Regions from separate parts of the Homo sapiens genome. Here region 2 is linked to region 1. Evidence: read pairs that join two places in POLR2A ChIA-PET (ENCODE). Cell type or tissue: A673. All regions are shown on one strand. Each heading gives the region's core, and the rest is flanking DNA. Links, peaks and the distances in the headings are about the cores only.

Region 1 (9,348 bases), core at 922-8,921:
CGCTCCCATCTGTCACTGGCGGGGTAAGATCTGTCTTGCATATCATGGCGGTCTCCATCCCACTGGAGAATTCAATGGTGCTGTCTTGCATATGGGCTGTGAAACTTGAACAACCGGATTCTGAGGGTCCAGACGTCTCTGTTTGAGCAACAGCTGCCTTCCTTTAAAGGTCCCACAGTTGAGCAATAGAGTTCTTTACTCAAGAGGGCTGTTCCAAGTCTTGAGTAACCACCCTTGCCCTCAAGGGTTCCCCAGGGTGAAGCCCCATTGCCTCTGCCTCACCAAGGAGGCAGCGACTCAGTCTTCTCGCTACACATCTGTCTCCTCACTTTCCAGTCAGATCACAGCCAGTGGGACACAATCTGACAAAGTTCTGTCTAAGGTGGGGTAATCTGAAAAGCAAATACAGATCATCTCCCCCCAGACTTATTCACAGCACTCCCCACTGGAGCCAGGTTTGACTTTCCACAAAGTTCACTGGCCAGAATCATAACCCACACATCTATGGCTCTTCCTTCTTTAACCATCTTTCATGTAAATCCTTCATCTAAAAGGGGAACCACCTATCTATGAACTTTAAATTTCCCAGTATCCATGTTAAAAAAGGGGAGGGGCCTGGTGCAGTGGCTCACAGCTGCAATCCTGACACTTTGGGAGGCCGAGGCGGCAAGATCGCTTGAGCCCAGGAGTTCCAAGACCAGCCTGGGCAACACAGGGAAAGCCTATCTCTACAAAAAAAGAAAAAAATTAGCTGGGTGTGATGGTGTGCACCTCTGGTCCCAGCTACTCAGGAGGCTGGGATAGGAGAATTGCTTGAGCCTGGGAGGTGGAGGCTGCAGTGAGCCATGATTGCACCACTGTACTCCCGTGATTTAAAGCAAGACCCTGTCCAAACAACAAAAATGAAAACATAAAAACAAAAAAATAATTCAAGGCTAGGTGCGGTGGCTCACACCTATAATCTCAGCACTTTGGGAGGCCAAGGCAGGCAGATTACCTGAGGTCGGGAGTTTGAGACCAGCCTGGCCAACATGGTGAAACCCCATCTCTACTAAAAATACAAAAATTAACCAGGTGTGGTGGTGCATGCCTGTAATCCCAGCTGCTCAGGAGGCTGAGGCACAAGAATTGCTTGAATCCAGGAGGCAGAGTTTGTAGTGAGCCAAGATCATGCCACCACACTCCAGCCTGGGCAACAGACTGAGACTCTGTCTCAAAAAATAATAATACTAATAAGGGGAAAAAAGAAACAGGTGAAATTCATTGTAATATGTCTTATTTAACCGAATCTGTCTACACATTATTTCAAACGTAATCGATCTAGGTTTTATTAAGACAGTTTCCCCTTGTTTTCCTACTAAGCCTGGGAAAACTGGTATGTGTTCCACACTCACAGTATGGCTCAGGGCGAACCAGCCACATTTCGGGTGCTTAGGGGCCACATACTGCAGTAATGTAAAACCCTGGCTTCCTCTAATCATGAGAACCTAAAACATAACTCTGATCTGGCCCCACTGTAATAATTCATGCTTGTAGTTCTCACTCACAGACTTTACAGAACTTACCGCTGCTCAAGACTCTTTCCCACGGCATTAACAATTATATTTGGGTGACATGTCAAGAAGTTAAGCTGCCCGGGCCTGGAGTTAACAGATTTTCACAGAATTGTGTACAACTTATCTGGTCCATCAGATCGTCTCTCTGGGGCTTGTCCACCATTAAACTAGACCCCTGGGGTTTCTTAATTTAAAATCCTCATAACCCTTTAACTTGAAAACTCACTGTCTTTGCAATGACATGTGGTTAACTCTGTAGTAGCCACATAAACATCTCCTCATTCTTAAACAGGAGACTTCCATTTTGACCTAATCTGAGATTATTCTGAATTATTTCTGCCCTAGTCACATGTACGCTACAGACATGAGATTACACAGAATAATCAACTGAGGTGGTGCCTACACAATCTTTTGTTTTTTTGTTTTGAGACAAAGTCCCGCTCTGTCGCCTAGGCTGGAGTGCAGTGGCACCATCTTCCCTCACTGCAACCTCCGCCTCTCAGGTTCCCAGGTTCAAGCAATTCTCCTGCCTCAGCCTCCTGAGTAGCTGGGATTATAGGCACATGCCGCCACACCCGGCTAATTTTTGTATTTTTAGTAGATACAGGGTTTCGCATGTTGGCCAGGCTGGTCTCGAACTCCTGACCTCAAGTGATCCTCCCACCTCAGCCTCCCAAAGTGCTGGGATTACAGGCATGAGCCAACATGCCTGGATACCTGGAAAATCTTAAGGCACAAACAAACACAGGACAAATCCACAGGCTTGGGAATCACTATAAGCAGAAGAAAAATGTCCACAGGGCATAAACTTTGGAGGCATGCTCACAGCAACCGCTAACCAGAAAACTTCGCAGGCTCAGTCCAGATCTGGGCAGGATTGGCTCAGGGGTGACCCATCTATCCTGAGAGCTGTCAGGACCCCATCCTATTGGGCACGATACAAGTCAGACATGGGACAGCCTTCGATGCCAGCGTGGGCAGGGGTCTCACCTGAGCCCACGAGACCACACACACTTTGGCAGCAACTCTTGAATCAGTCAATTTTCTTCACACCATAAGTACATACTTCACTCTCTCCGCTCAGCAGCTGCACCTGCCCTATCTGGTGGAGTGGAGGACACTGGCAAGCTGAAAGCTTCTGCAGGCTCATCCATCCAGATTCAGCTCTAAGAGCAGGGCAACCCGGGGAAAATGGAAACATACAGAAAACAGTTCACTTCTGGCTTGTCGCTTTGGCTGCAGGCAAGAGAAGGTGTGCACAGAGTTTTGAAGGAAAGACTGGAATGGGCTGACACTGGGCTTTGTTCCCGGAGCCCCATGGGGACAGGGCTGGCTTCCGAACCTAGAAATGCAGAGAGCTGCTCTCCAACAGGTGGAGGGCCCACCCGAGTAAGTATCCCGGGCAGAAGAACAGAGCAGGCACCACTGTCTGTCAACACCAGGCTCGGCATCCTCCCATCCCCCAGGGTCCCTCGACCTGTCCCCAGGGCACTGGAGAGAGGAGGGAGGGACGAAGGGCACGCGGTGAAAGGAAGGAAGGAGGCGCCTCTTCTTGGCGAGCTGATGGGTGTGAGTGGTGAGCATGAATTAAAAAGCCATCCGGGAACAATGGTCTTTTCATATTTGGAGCCTGTTCTGCACAAAGCTCAGCTTGTTCTAGTGGGAGGACTCTGCTTTCCATTTTTTTCCTAACTCATTTCCTAGGGTTGTGGCAATGTCTGGCACTCGGCTCAACCCAATAGAGTATCCTTTAACTGAAGGATGTGCCAGGCAGGCCTCCTCCTTGACTTCGTAAGTGGTGGCATTGAGACACACAAAAAGGGACAACTTCAGGAAGCTTTTCTGTCTCGACCCGTGGGCTCCCAAAGAGCTCCTGGGTGTTTCTCTGAATAGCTGCCTAACCCACAGAAACACACACTGGATGTTTTCAGCGGCCAAACACCCATTTCCCTCTCAAATTACGCTAGACATGCCACACCCAGCAGACACTCCAAAGCCTAACTGGAAAAGGACAGCGGATGGGCGTCAGATCATGTGACAAGACCTTCCTCCACGTTCGACACACTCCTGGAGTCTCTGCTGAACCCCACAAACCCCTTAGGCAAAGCAATTTTGAAACTGGGGGTGGAGACAAGAACAGCAGCCAACACTAAGCAATGAAGCTGTTCCTGACACTTGAACAAACTGTCGCCTCACTCAGTCCTTATGATCCCTGGTGGGCAGCCTCTAAGCCAGATCCTCCAATCCCACCCCGTGGCATTCACACCCTTGTGTAGTCCCCTCCCCTTGGGAGTGAGCAATACATAGGGACTCACTTCTTACCAACAGCATGCAAATGGAATAGGACAAATGTGATAGGACACCACTTCTGAGATGAGGCTGCAAAGAAACCGTCATTTTAGTCATCTGCACCCTTCTCCTCCTCCTCTCCCTTATGGAAGCCAAGTGCCCCATTGTGAGCTGCTCTGTGGTGAGACCCACATGGCAAAGAACTGAGAGCAGCCTCCAGCCAGCAGCTCTTGGGGAAATGAATCCTATCAACAACCGTGTGTGTGAGCACAGATTTCAGTCTGTCCCCAGTCAAGTCTTCAGATGAGACCACGGCCCCAGGTAAACACTTTGACCTTGCAGCAGGGGACCCAGCTACGCCACAGCCCGATTCCTGACCCACAGAAACTGTAAGATAATAAGTGCTTGCCATTTTAAGCTACTGAACTTAGGGGTAATCTGTGATGCAGCAATAGATAACAATACACATCTCCATTTTGCAAATGAAAAGATATAATGGAGGCCAGGAGTGCTGACTCATGCCTGTGGTCCCAACACTTTGGGAGGCTGAAGTGAGAGGATCACTTCAGCTCAGAGGTTCAAGACCAGCCTGGGCAAGATAGCAAGACTCTGTCTCTACAAAATTTTTTTTAAAAAAAGGTTAGCCAAGTGTGGTGGCACATGACTGTCGTCCCAGCTATTCAGGAGGCTGAGGTGGAAGGATGCCTTGAGCCCGGGAGGTCAAGGCTGCAGTGAGCCCTGACTGCACCACCACGCACTTCAGCTTGGACAAGACAGTGAGACCCTTCAAAAAAAAAAGGGGGGGAAAGAAAAGAAAATATATAATTTTGGCCAGTAAGTAGCAGAGATTCTCACTTAGGCCAGACTGACTCTCTCTAGCCACCTTCCTCTCACCATGTGGCATTACCTATCAAGCCCACATTCCGGTCCATAGACCAGAAAAGCAGCAAAACTCCCTGGGCCTCTCTCCATCCTCACAGATGACAGAGACACCTAACAGTCATGCCCCCAAATAAAAGGATACCAGATTGCTTTGGAATTTTAGGGTTGAAGAAAGAGTGAGGAGAGAATCCAGTCTAACTTTCTTTTACAGATAAAGCATCTGAGACCCACAGCCATAAAGTAACGGACATGGAACTCAAACCCCCGCCAGGATAGCACGTGACTCTTTAGGGATTCCAGGAAACTTCTACTCAAACATGCTGAACAAGCTTCTACTTCTCTGGCCAGGAGAACTCCATCAGTAACTCTGGTCTTCTCTTTTGGCACACCAAGATTAATGCTCTGTGGTGGCTGGCTCCCCTGGCACTTGGCAGCTTCTCCTATACCTGCCCCCTAAGTCCTTCCACAAAGTGACGAGATAGAGAAGGTAGATCAGAGCGTCTTCTCCTTGGTTAATACCAGAATCGACATATCACATATCACAACTGCATACTGCCCACCCAGCTTATGCTGAGGTGTGATCTAAGTTTGCTTTGAAATTCAGTGACATATCAGAAAGACAGCACACACATTTCCATCAAGACAGCTAACTTGGGCAAAGGTGTTCTCAAGTACCCAAGGCGATTGATTCCACAAGCTTGCAGATCACTAAGACTTCCACTATTTTTACAAACACATACCATAGATGCTTACAGTAAATATCATAAATAATTAAAGCTAAGTAGCCTAAGGACATTTTGTGAAGCATCTTTGCTGCTTTTTTTTAAATTAGGTTCTCGCTAATTCACAAGATTGAATAATCTCCAAAAAGCCTCCAAACACAGCCACAGGCCAGTGCTATTTAAGTGATTCTACATTTTTGCAAACTTTTAAGCACATATTTTCTTCTCATGACAAAAAGTAATAGATATTCACTATGCGGAGCTCAGAAAACAAAGTATTAAAAGTAGCCTGTACTTCTACCAGCTGGAAATAGCCATCAGTCATATGTAATTCTTTAGCTTCTCTTCTATGCATATTTTAAAAATTAAACTGAAGTCCTATAGTCCACAGAGTTCCTTTCATTCCATTTACATCACTGTTTTCCCACATTTATAACCAGGAGGCAGGAGTTTTAAATAGCTGCATAAGCATCTACCATATGGCTGCACCACAGTTTAAATCAATCCCCTGTAAGATTTTTCAGATAGTTTCCATTTTTCACTATTATAAATGTCTGTTATAAGTGTCTGTAGCAAAAATCTTTATGTATAAATTTCCTTTGCACGACTCTCAGGGTTTCCTTATTACAAATGGAGTTGTCACCAGTCCTGATCCGGGTATTAGACGTAAGATAATTAAAGGGAAAAAAAAAAAAAAACCATCAGACAAAGACTCCGCCCTTGTGAAGCTTAGATTCTAGCAGGGGAAACAATCAAGGATAATACATTTTTTGCTAGGCACAATGGCTCACACCTATAATCCCAGCACTTTGGGAGGCCAAGGTGGGTGGATCATCTGAGGTCAGGAGTTCGAGACCAGCCTGGCCAACATGGTGAGACCCCCCCCTCCCCACCCCGCCCCATCTCTTAAAAAAAAAAAAAATTAGCTGGGAGTGATGGCGGGCGCCTGTAGTCCCAGCTACTCAGGAGGCTAAGGCAGGAGAGTCGCCTGAACCAGGGAGGCAGGGATTGCAGTAAGCTGAGACTGCACTACTGCACTCCAGCCTGGACGAAACAGCGAGACTCCATCTCAAAAAACAAACAAACAAACAAAAAGGATAATACATTTTTTTAATTGTATAGTATTTTACTAGTGGCATATGGTATGGTCAGAAATGCAGAGGCAGAACAGAGTGAGGGGGTCAGGAATTCACGGGGGGAAAAGCTACACATTTAAATAAACCTTAAAGTTTCTTGACACATACTGCCAAATGATCCTCCAGAAAGGGTATACTAATTTTTATACCCAATAACCAGATCAGGGTATTTGCTTTTTTTTTTTTTTCCACTTAGTTCAAAAAAACAAAACAAAACAAAAAAAGCTCAACCTTACCAGTAATCAAATACGTTAAAACAATGAGGTCTCATTTGGCTCTTCAAATGGGCAGCCTAGATTTATTCTTCATGAATTGTCCATTTGTGTTCTTTGCCCATTTATCTCTTTTTATTTTTGTTTACCACAATAATAACTACATAAAAACACGACTTTTTTTTTTTTTTTTTTTTTTTTTAAGTAGAGACAGGTATCACTATGTTGCCCAGGCTGGTCTCAAACTCCTGGGCTCAAGCAATCCTCCCACCTCAGCCTCCCAAAGTGCTAGGATTACTGTGCCTGGCCTCCATTTTTCTCTATCTGTATGCATCAATCTTTTTTTTTTTTTTTTTTTTTTTTTGAGATGGAGTTTCACTCTTTCACCCAGGCTGGAGCACAGTGGTGCAATCTCGGCTCACTGCAACCTCTGCCTTTTGGTTTCAAGCCATTCTCCTGCCTCAGCCTCCCAAGTAGCTGGGATTACAGATGCCCACCATCACGCCCAGCTAGTAGAGATGGGGTTTCCCCATGTTGGCCAGGCTGTTCTTGAACTCCTGACCTTGTGATGTGCCTGCCTCAACCTCCCAAAGTGCTGGGATTACAAGTGTGGGCCACTGCACCTGGCTGTTTCATTCATTTTTAAGAGCTCTTTATATATTAAGGATTTAGGACACACTGTCAATTCCATGTGCTCTAAACACCTTTTCACAGTTTGTCATATGCCTTAAAATTTTGTGATTAGTGACCAGCATGCACAATTTTTTTTAAGTAGACTACATCAATCTTTTCTATTACAATTTCTTCCCCACAAGGCTTAGGCCTAATATTCCTCACTGCCCTATATTCAGATCAATATTAACCTATATTTTCTTCTAGCTCTTTTGTGATTTTAGTTTTACTTTTACCTCTCCAACTCACCTGGAATGGATGGTAACATATGCTATGAAAAATGGCTCTAACCTAATTTTTCCGCCATTTGGCTATCTAACTGTCCTACAACCATTTATTGCATAATTTTATAATACGAGAGGCAGTGAAGTGCAGTGATAGAGATCACTGGTTTTGCTGTCAGTTACATCAGTGTCCAAGTCTGGCTGACTTTGAGCCTGTTACTTAAACTCCCTGAGCTTCGGTTTCCTTCACTATAAAATGAACTATTAGTAATGTATTAGTAGTATCCAATTCATCTGGTTTTTATGAGGATTAAATAAGTTCATATAAAGTCTTGGTCTGGTGCAGTGGCTCACGTCTTATAATGCCAGCACTTTGGGAGGCCAAGGCGGGAAGATAATGAGGCCATGAGTTTGAGACCAGCCTGGCCAACAATGGTGAAACCCAGTCTCTACTAAAAATACAAAAATTAGCTGGGCATGGTGGCGCACACCTGTAGCCCCAGTTACTTGAGAGACTGAGGCAGGAGAACTGCTTGAGCCTGGCAGACAAAGGTTACAGTGAGCCAAGATCGTGCCACTGCACTCCAGCCTAGGTGAGGGAACAAGACTCTGTCTCAAAAAAAGAAAAAAGTTGGCTGCGCACCATGGGTCACGCCTGTAATCCCAGCACTTTGGGAGGCCGAGGCGGGCAGATTACGAGAACAGGAGATGGAGACCATCCTAGCTAACACAGGGAAATCCCGTCTCTACTAAAAATACAAATTAGCCGGGCGTGGTGGCCGGCGCCTGTAGTCCCAGCTACTCGGGAGGCTGAGGCAGAAGAATGGCGTGAACCCGGGAGGCAGAGCTTGCAGTGAGCTGAGATTGTGTCACTGAACTCCAGCCTAGGCAACAGAGCGAGACTCCGTCTCAAAAAAAAAAAAGGTCTTCAGCATAATGCTTGGCACTTAGAAGTTCTGAAGCGTTATGTGAGCTGTTACTCTGATTCCTCTCACTTAACATGAAATACAACCTTTACCAGACACATTTCTATTTGATTCCATCCCACTGAGTGATCTCTATATTTTCTAACCAGTTTTTCCCAGTATATGAGAAAGCTAATTATCTTTTAAAATGTTACGTTGTAACTGAACTCCTTAATTAAATTTAAATGTGTCTTGGGCCACTAGGAAGACAGTAACATCTGGAAATAATTTTCTTTGTTTCTTTTTAACCATTATTTGACTTTGGTTTGTCCATCCTGACCAGTTCAATAAGGTAGGAAAAAGAAATTAGCAAATTAGTATATTCCATAGTCTCCATTGTGTTCCCAGTTTCAGAATGTTGCCTCTCATGATTCATCACTAAGTCTGAGGGTGTTGGCTGCCTGTTTCTTCATTGAGAAGTCAATGCATCCTCTTTCAAGCTTGAGTTTTCAAAATTCTAAGCAGACTAGGAATAAGGGTAGAAAATTACCAAATGCAGTCAAGTGTGACGGCTCAAGCCTATAATCCCAGAATTTTGGGAGGCCAACGCAGGAGGATAACTTGAGGCCAGGAGTTTAAGACCAGCCTGGACAACATAGTGAGACCCCAATCTCTATGAAAAAAAAAATTAAAGCCCAGCATGGTGGTGTGTGCCTGTAGTCCCAGCTACTCAAGGTGATGCAGGAAGAC
Region 2 (9,348 bases), core at 850-8,849, 120 kb after region 1:
GGTCTCACTCCATTGCCCAGGCTACTCTCAAACTCCTGGGCTCAAGTGATCCTTTCACTTTGGTCTCCCAAAGTTCTGGGATTCCAGGCATGAGCCACTGTGCCTGGCCAAACCCCATACCTTTCTTCATGTGCCTTTCTTGATATTGTTTTTGTTTGTTTGTTTTTCTGCCCTATCCTCTCTACCTTTTTTTTTTTTTTTTTTTTTTGAGACAGAATCTCGCTCTGTCGCCCAGGCTGGAGTGCAGTGGCAGGATCTTGGCTCACTGCACCCTCCACCTCCCGGGTTCAAGTGATTCTCCTACCTCAACCTCCCGAGTAGCTGGGACCACAGGTGTGTGCTACCACGCCCGGCGAATTTTTTATATTTTTAATAGAGATGGGATTTCACCGTGTTAGCCAGCATGGTCTTGATATCCTGACCTTGTGATCCGCCCACCTCGGCCTCCCAGAGTGCTGGGATTACAGGTGTGAGCCACTGTGCCGGGCCCCTATCCTCTCTACTTTCTTTGTTTTACATCTATTTATCCGCTTAAGCCACCACTCTCCAATATGGCAGCTGCTAGCCATGCGTGGCTATGGATTACTTGAAATGTGGCTACTGCCAGTGAGGAACTGAATTTTCTACTTTATTTCATCACAATTAATTTAAATTACAAATTTTAAATCAAAGCAATATAATATATGTTTCTGTTAAACACAGCTTTATTGCTTTGATAGGACTACATTTTACTTTAACAATTGAAAATTTGGCATACAAATTGAGATGTACTGTAAGTATAAAATATGCACTGGCTTTCAAAGACTTAACACAATAAAAAGAATGTATAATATCTCATTAATAATTTTTACATTGATTGCATAGTGAAATGGTAATATTTTGGACATATTGGGTTGAATAAAATATATTATTAAGATTATTTTCACCTGTTTGTTTTTACTTTTTAAAATATGGCTACTGGAATATTTAAAATTACACACATGGCTTGTACTGTGTTTCTACTGGACATCTTTGGCCTAGACCATTTCAGACAGCATCTCCTTGAGAACAGTTTTCCCAATCACTCAGGCTAGGCACAGTGGCCTTCTAACATCTTTCATGATATGTTCTTACATAGGACTTATTAGGCTGGCGCAGAACTAATTGCAGCTTTCTTTTTTTTTTTTTTTGAGATGGAGTCTTGCTCTGTTGCCCAGGCTGGAGTGCAGTGGCTCGATCTCGGCTCACTGCAAGCTCTGCCTCCTGGGTTCTCGCCATTCTCCTGCCTCCGCCTCCCAAGTAGCTGGGACTACAGGCGCCTGCCACCACACCCGGCTAATTTTTTGTATTTTTAGTAGAGACGGGGTTTCACCATGTTAGTCCGGATGGTCTGTATCTCCTGACCTCGTGATCCACCTGCCTCGGCCTCCGAAAGTGTTGGGATTACAGGCATGAGCCACCGCACCCAGCCATAATTGTGGTTTTCACCATTACTTTTGAAGGTGAAAACTGCAATTACTTTTGCTCCAACCTATTCATATTAATTATATTCTCTTCATGAATATTATTATTCATGAATATTAATTCATATTGTCTTCGTGTGTCTCTCTCCCCACTAAGACTATAAGTTTCTCAGGGGCAGGAACCATATTTTATATTTCCAGGGCCTGGCACATGGTAGGTACCCTATCCATACTTGTGAAATTAATTAATGGATAGCCACATCAAATTCACAAGTATCTTTAAATATAATTTCACATACAACTGCTCTTTTTTTTTTAAGATGGAGTCTCACTCTGTAGCCCAGGCTGGAGTGCAGTGACGCAATCTCGGCTCACTGCAACCTCCACTTCCCGGGTTCAAGCGATTCTCATGCTTCAGCCTCCTGAATAGCTGGAACTACAGGTGCATGCCAGGCTAATTTTTGTATTTTTTTTTTTTTTAGTAGAGACAGGGTTTCATCATGTTGGCCAGGCTGGTCTCGAAACCCGGACCTCAAGTGGTCTGCCTGCCTTGGCCTCTCAAAATGCTGGGATTACAGGTGTGAGCCACTGTGCCTGGCCACATATAACTAATTTTAGGATTTGTTTTCTGTCTTGCGGCTTCCTGGAGGTCAAGTCTTTTGGCTGTGTCTCTAGGCCACCACGGGGTGCAGTGACCAACTTGGGGGGCCATCAGGGGATTCCCTGTAGACAAACTGTCCAGCCCTTCCTAGCATCCTGTTCCTAGTGGGGCACCAGATGGGCACAGAGCAGGAGTCAGCAGTTAAGGGTGAGCCCCAGAAGGAGCAGAGGAAAGAAAACACGAAGTGAGGAGAGCAGGAAGCAAGACTTCTCCTTCGGCTTTCCGTGGCCCTGGGAGCTGAGCACTGCTGCCAAGCAAACAGTGGTGTGGAGGAGCGAGAAGGAGAGCCCAGGCTGGATGTGGTCGGCCGCTGGGTGGAGTTAAAATGTATAACAAGGGAGAGGCAACTGAAGAAAAGAAAAGATTCTTTTAAAAATTCTGCTCTAGCCTAATTAAAAAAAATTCCACTCCCTCATGCTACGTTTTAAGAGACTGCCCTTTCAGAATTATTTTCAGTCTGGTGGTAACAGGCAGGAAGAGTGTCAGATGTTCACCAAGCTATAAAGAGGACACTCCCCACCCTCTAAAACACAGGGCCAGCCCCCACATTGCTTTTCTGACTTGGGTTATGAGGATACAGGATGTGAAGTTGTCAAAGGCATAGATCTTTCCGGAAAGGAGTGTCCCATGTGGTAGATTAAAAAAAAAAAAAATGGCTACAGTATTTTGCAGCTCCTCCCACCAAGACGTGGAGTCAGTTTCACCAGCCCTTGAATCTGGGTTATACTACTCACGGGACATCAGGACACCTAATGCAAGCAGAAGCTTGACAAGCACTTGCACAGAGGGGTTTGCTCTCTTTTGCTATTTTTGGAATCCAGCCATCATGTGAAGAAGTCTAGACTGGCTTACTAGATCCTGGAGACACATAGCCTGGTCACCCTTGTGGATCCCTCCCAGGTTCCAGGCACATAAGTGATACCATCTGGGACCACCAGGCCTCAGACAGTCCTCACCTGACTGTAGCCACATACACAAGTTCAGGTGAACTCAACAGAAGAACTTCCAAGCTAAGCCCAACCCAAACTGCCAGCCTCCAGGATGGTGAGCTAATTAACAATTGTTGTTTTAAGTCTCTAAGTTTTGGATATTTTAAAAATATGGTGCTATGGTCTCAATGTTTGAGTCACCTGGAAATTAATATGTTGAAACCTAATCCCCAATTTAGGGGCATTAAGAGGTAGAGTCTTTGGGAAGTGATTAGGTTATGAGGGTAGAGCCCTCCTGAATGGGACTCATGCCCTTATAGAAGAGGCCTGGGGGAGCTTGTTTGCCCCTTCTGCAATATGAAGACCCAGTAAGAAGATGCCATTTATGAGGAATGGGACTTCATGAGATACCAAATTTGCCAGTACATTGATCTTGGACTTCTCAGGCTCTAAAACTGTGAGAAATACATTTCTATTGTTTATAAGTTACCCAGTCTGTGGTGTTTTGTTATAGCAGTACAGATGGACTAAGACAGATGGCAAAACCAACCAACCAACCAACTAATACAGTTTGAGTCACAGGTGGGAAAATCCATGTAGAAATAACCACTTTACAACCTTGTATAGGAGAGCTATTATAATAGTGTGTTTTGGCCTGTTCCGGCTGCCGTAACAAAATACCATAAACTGGGTAGCTTTTAAGCAGCAGAAATATATTTGTCCCAGTTCTGGAGGCTGGGAAGTTCAAGATCAAGGCACTGGGGACGGCAGATCTGCTGTCCGGTGAGGGCCTGCGTTCTGGTTCATAGATGATGTCTCCTTGCTGTGCCTTCATGTGGTGGAAGGAGCAAGCTAGCTCTCTGGGTCTCTTTTATAAGATCACTAATTCCATTCATTCATGAGAGCTCCACCCCTATGACCTAATCACTTCCCAAAGTCCCCACCTCCTGATATCATCACATTGAGGATTAGGTTTCAACATTCAGACCATACCCTAGAGCGATTCAGAGTGCGGGCTTTGGAGCCAGGCAGGTTCAGTCCCACCACTTAGATATAATCCTGGACACGTTTGATAGCAACGGTAACAGTGACAGTACATGCTTTGCAGGGTTGTAATGAGAACTGTGTCGGCCAGGGTCACACATCTGTATTAGGATAACTTGAGGAGAGTTTATAAAGGGACTATTACATCTACAAAGATGTGGTCAGGGTTCAGGGAAACACAAGAGAGAGTGTAGCGCACTGGGGTTGTGATAGCACCCAGGTGGGAAGCAAGGACAGGGCATGGTGACGAGAAGCTGGGGACAGAGCAGGTGGGGTCAAGAGGGTTGCTTAACAGGACCCATAACCTTGTGTTGAGAAATGAGTCTGTTCTGCAGTGACATGGCTGGGAGGGGGCTGGGAGAATACAAACTCTGATCTAACTTCTTCCTCTTGCCTATTTTTGCCAGTGATCCTCATTGGCCAAACCCAACTGGAAGCCACTGGGCTTCAAATCAGCCTCCTGTGGCAAAAAGCAAGGTGGAGAAGGTGAGAGAGTAGATCTGGGGCAAATGGAAGGTATCCAGCCCATGGATTTAAAAGCAATAATGCATAGGAAAGCCCTGATCATGTACCTAGCACCCAGTCACTGTTTGCTGTAATATTATTATATTATCGGAAGAAACCAAGAGCTGTGGGTGGCAGAAGAGGAATTGAGCTGTTTTTTTTTTTTTTTTTTTGCTAGGGTGACCTGCAGAATACTCATGGAGGAGGTCTGCTTTGAGTTGTGGCTTGGAGAGATGAAGAAAATAATAGAGCAAACATTGACATGGAACCTACTATGTGCAGGTACCATTCTGGATGTCGTACATACATTAATTTATTTAATCTTCATAGCCACTTTATGGGGTAGGTACTGTGATGGTTAATACTGAATGTCAATTTGATTGGATTGAAGGATATAAAATATTGATCCTGGGTGTGTCTGTGAGGGTGTTGCAGAAGGAGATTCACATTTGAGTCAATGGGCTGGGAAAGGCAGACCCACCCTTAACCTGGGTGGGCACCATCTAATCAGCTGCCAGTGCAGCTAGAATATAAGCAGGCAGAAAAATGTGAAGAGAGAGACTCCCTAGCCTCCCAGCGTACATCTTTCTCCTGTACTGGATGCTTCCTGCCTTCGAACACTGGACTCCAAATTCTTCAGTTTTGGAACTTGGACTGGCTCTCCTTGCTCCTCAGCCTGTAGATGGCCTATTGTGGGAAGCTGTGATCGTGTGAGTTAATACTTAATAAACTCCCATATATATATATGTGTGTATATATGTATATATATATGCATATATATACACACACACACATATCTATTCCATTAGTTCTGTCCCTCTAGAGAACCCTAATACCGTACCATTATTATCCCACTTCACAGATGAGAAATTGAGGCAAAGAGAAGTTAGATAACTCAGTCAAGGTCATACAGTAATAAGAAATGGAGCCAGGATTTGAACCAATTTCAAAGAGGGTGTGGGACACAGCATTTGTTTCTTAGGCACATAGCTGAAAAATGCACAGAGAGGAAGCAGTGAGTCATCCACAGGGACTAGTATGGGGTTTGTGCTAGAGAATGGGGAAAGACAGAGAATGGGGAGAGAGCCAAGGACCAGAATGATGGGTGGAGGAATTTGTCCTCCATTCTGGGAGGCTCTGGGAAGCCACTGAGGACTTCAGAGAAGAGAAAGGCAATCACAGCGGGGCACCAGGAAATTTATCCGTGTGCAAGGCCAAACTAACAAAGCAGGGAGCAACTGGAAGCCAGGCAATCAGCGAGAGGATACTGCAGAGGTCCAAGCACTAGGTGATGAGGGCTTGAATGAGGATGATAGCAGCCTAGATGGAGGGAAGAGACAAGGGCATTGCGCTGCTAGGGGAAGCACAACAGGACTTGGGGACTGAAGTACTGGATGTGTCAAGCGGGGACTGAAGAAACAGAAACAGATGGGAGGTTTGGGAGCCACGTGATAGGTGAATGATAGTATTAGATGTATCATTCAGCCACACTTAGGGTACACGTTGGAAAAAAAGTGTACGTCAGCCAGTCTTGTGTGTTCTTTGGTTGCAGTGCACATGTTAATAAGTTGTACCACTCCCACACACTGCAGTCAGTTGCGAAATAGCAATCTATTTTGCAATATCAGCTCCTGGTAAATTTCACTTGTGAGCCTGGAACAAGGATGGGGGTGGATTCAAGGACCGCCCCCTGAGGTGGTGAGAAGACCAGGGATTGCAGGACATTGTGAGATTCTTTCTGGGGCAGCTGGAAGGATGCTTGGTTGCCCAGCGACAATCCTGCCTCCGCAGCAGTCTTGGTTTCCTGCAGTCCCGGATGCATCTCATTAAAAGGACAGAGGGATGGATGGCCGACACATTTTCTGAAGTGGCATTTTCAACGTCCTGAGTCCTGGTATCTTGTTTATAAGTGGCACTTACAAAATACAAGGGAAAGAAAAAGAAAACGGGAGAGGAAGAAAGGTCTCCTAGGATCTCAAGCATGCAGTGCGTGGATCTTGACTCTCCAATTTCAGCTTGTCTAAGAGACGGGGTGCAGGGCCTCCTTGAAATCCACCTGAAATGAATTAGCCTGAAGTAAAAGTAGGTGTTTATCTCAAGTCATTGCCTCAAATAGCTGACTACCTGTTGGAAGAAGGGTCTGATCGATGCAAACCAGAGCAGTCGTGCGTGAGCTGTTACACAGCGGTTAGTATCGATCAGAGCTAAAGGCTGCCGATAGGAATGTGGAGGAAACTGACAGGCAGAGAAGAGGGAAGAAGGAAACAGCCTTCGCTGGTGGCAGCCGTACAGAGGAAAGCCGATAAAAAGTCAATTCCACTTAACTGAATGGCTGCTAACTAAATATTTTTGGGGCCAGAGCCTTCCCAGGTAGTAGCTGGAGCATCTCTGTTCCGGAACTGAGACATCAAGCGAGAGCCGGGCATCGACAGGCAAGATCACTGGTCCCTGGTGATGGATGGGGGAAGAAGAGAGCCCCTGAATGCAGAGATGGGAGGCTTTGGGCTCAGCCGAGCTGACTGGGGCACTTGAGGACAGCCACTGACCACGGAGCACTGCTGGCAGGCAAGAAAGGAACAGGGTGCAGACTGGATGTTATGGAACAGTTGCTGATTAATTAGTTCATTTAAAACCCCGATGCTTTTTCCTGAACCTCACTCAGTAAGGGCTGTTGAAACTAATGGCTGCAGAGAAAGTTGGACAATGCCTGGTCCTATCACAGACAGAAGCAGAATGGTGCCATATAGTGTAGTTAAGAGACTGGCTGATGACTTATTTTCCTGAACTTTTATGCCCTCGGAAGGATTGTAATTCTTTTTCTTGAATTAGATGTGAACATGTAACTTGTTTGGCCAATGAAATGTGAATAGAAGTGATGCATGTCCCTGCTGGGTAGAAGCATTTAATTACTGGTGTACAACCTTCCTGTTCTTTGCTTGCCACTGTGATCCTGCATACTAGTGTTGATATGGATAAGAGTGAAACTATCTGGAATGTTAAGCAAATGGATGCATAGTTTTCCAAAACTGCAATGAATTTTGTGTGAATAAGGAATAAACTTCTATTGTGTCACATCACTTAATTTTTGGCCTTGTTTGTTACCCAGCATAACTGAACTTTTTCTGACTGATACAGGGGGGCTGGGTTTTAGAATCCTGTCTCTACCAGTTGTTACTATTTGGGTGATTTGGTCTATTTCTTAATCCACCCAAATCTTGTTTTATTTATATACAGCACATGAAAACAGCAACAACAACAAATTACCATGTGCTGAATGTTCACAGGTGCAGGCACGGCAAAAGCTCTGCATATATTAACTTGATTAATTCTCAAAGCAACCATGTGAAGAAACTATTCTTGTCTTAATTTTACAATCATGAAACCTAGTGCTCAGAGAGGTTGAAAGAATTCCCCATGGTCACACAGCTTATAAATGACAGGCAGGAATGCAAACCCAGGCAGACCAACTCCAGAGCACTTTTTCTTAACCATTTTCCTATACTGGCTCTCAGCTTGGGTACTTAATAAATAACAGGTACTATAAGCCCAGGAACAAATGACACTGACTGACCCATACTCAAGCACTCTATATGGAAGGAGAAGAAGAAAAGGTTGCATTTCTTTTGATCTTTTACCATTTTATACTCCCTATTCTCTTACAAGCCTCTGTAGAGTTTGATCCTGTCTGAAACATCCTTCTCCGCTTGTTCCCCAAATCCTGGTTGTTTCTGAAAGTCCAGATCAATTCCCCACTCATTTGTGATACAAACAAGGGAATTCCTTAGCATTAGAAGAGACCATCAGAGAATACCTTTTGGAAGAGTTTCTCATCTATATAACGGGGATGGTAACACTCACCTCATGTGGTTGTTGGAGTAATGGTCATGTTTTATCAATTGAACCCCAAAGAGATCCTGGGGAGAAAGGGGCATTACACTGAGCAAGTGCCTACTTACTTTGTGCTAAGTCTCTCCTTAAACCTTCCCCACACTCTTCCAAAGGGGATAACACTGACCCCAGATGACCGGTGGAGAAACTGAGCCTTAAAGAGTTGAAGTGGGCCTGGTGCGGAGGGGCACACCTGTAATTCCAGCACTTTGGGAGGCTGAAGTGGGCAGATCACTTGAGGTCGGGAGTTTCTAAGACCAGCCTGGCCAACACGGCGAAATCCCGTCTCTACTAAAAATACAAAAATTAGCCAGGCGTGGTGGTGGGTTCCTGTAATCCCAGCTACTCAGGAGGCTGAGGCATGAGAATCGCTTGAGCCTGGGAGGTGGAGGTTGCAGTGAGCCAAAATTGCACCACTGCACTCCAGCCTGGGTGGCAGAGACTCTGACACACACACACACACACACACACACACACACACAGAATTGAAGTGATATCTAGTGTCAGTCTCTATTTTCTCTGAGCCCATGAGACCATTTCACAATTTTGAGGTGTAACAGCCTTCTATGTACCTTAATTAGGAGATCGTCTTTGCCCTCTGCTTGTCAAATGCTGGTTGCTTGAGAAATGCATTCCGTTTACTGATATATCAACGTATTGAGGTGTAGTGTGTGCGTGTGTGTGCATGCAGATGTGTGCGTGTGTGCGTGTGCGTGTGTGCATGTATGTGTGCCCACGCCTGTGTGCATGTGTGCGCGCATGTGCATGTGTGTGCATGTGTATGTGTGTGTGTGTGTGTGTGTGTGTATGCCCACTCGCCAATGTCTGTGCTCATGCTCCTTTCAACCGATATTTTGGGTATGGGCTAAGGAGAGTGTGC

Evidence for each region. Peaks named below come from ENCODE experiments on the same cell type or tissue, not always from the same donor. Only the 100,000 strongest peaks of a DNase experiment are listed, where the experiment ranks them.
Region 2: POLR2A ChIA-PET joins it to region 1 with 5 read pairs; 2 of 35 experiments call an interaction of 5 or more read pairs at or near these places.

The regions. Positions count from the first base shown.
Region 1 is chr16:72,997,186-73,006,533 of GRCh38, forward strand. The region is part of intron 1 of ZFHX3 (zinc finger homeobox 3); the gene reads right to left. Among named protein-coding and RNA genes, the nearest start is that of ZFHX3, 46 kb to the right of the region's middle. In A673, for the core only: no CTCF peak of the experiment used is centred there; a DNase peak (open chromatin) is centred at 3,566; H3K27ac peaks cover 590 bases.
Region 2 is chr16:73,120,465-73,129,812 of GRCh38, forward strand. It overlaps a transcript of ZFHX3 not described here. Among named protein-coding and RNA genes, the nearest start is that of HCCAT5, 33 kb to the left of the region's middle. RefSeq lists enhancers at 2,561-2,770, 3,638-4,137. In A673, for the core only: no CTCF peak of the experiment used is centred there; a DNase peak (open chromatin) is centred at 5,607.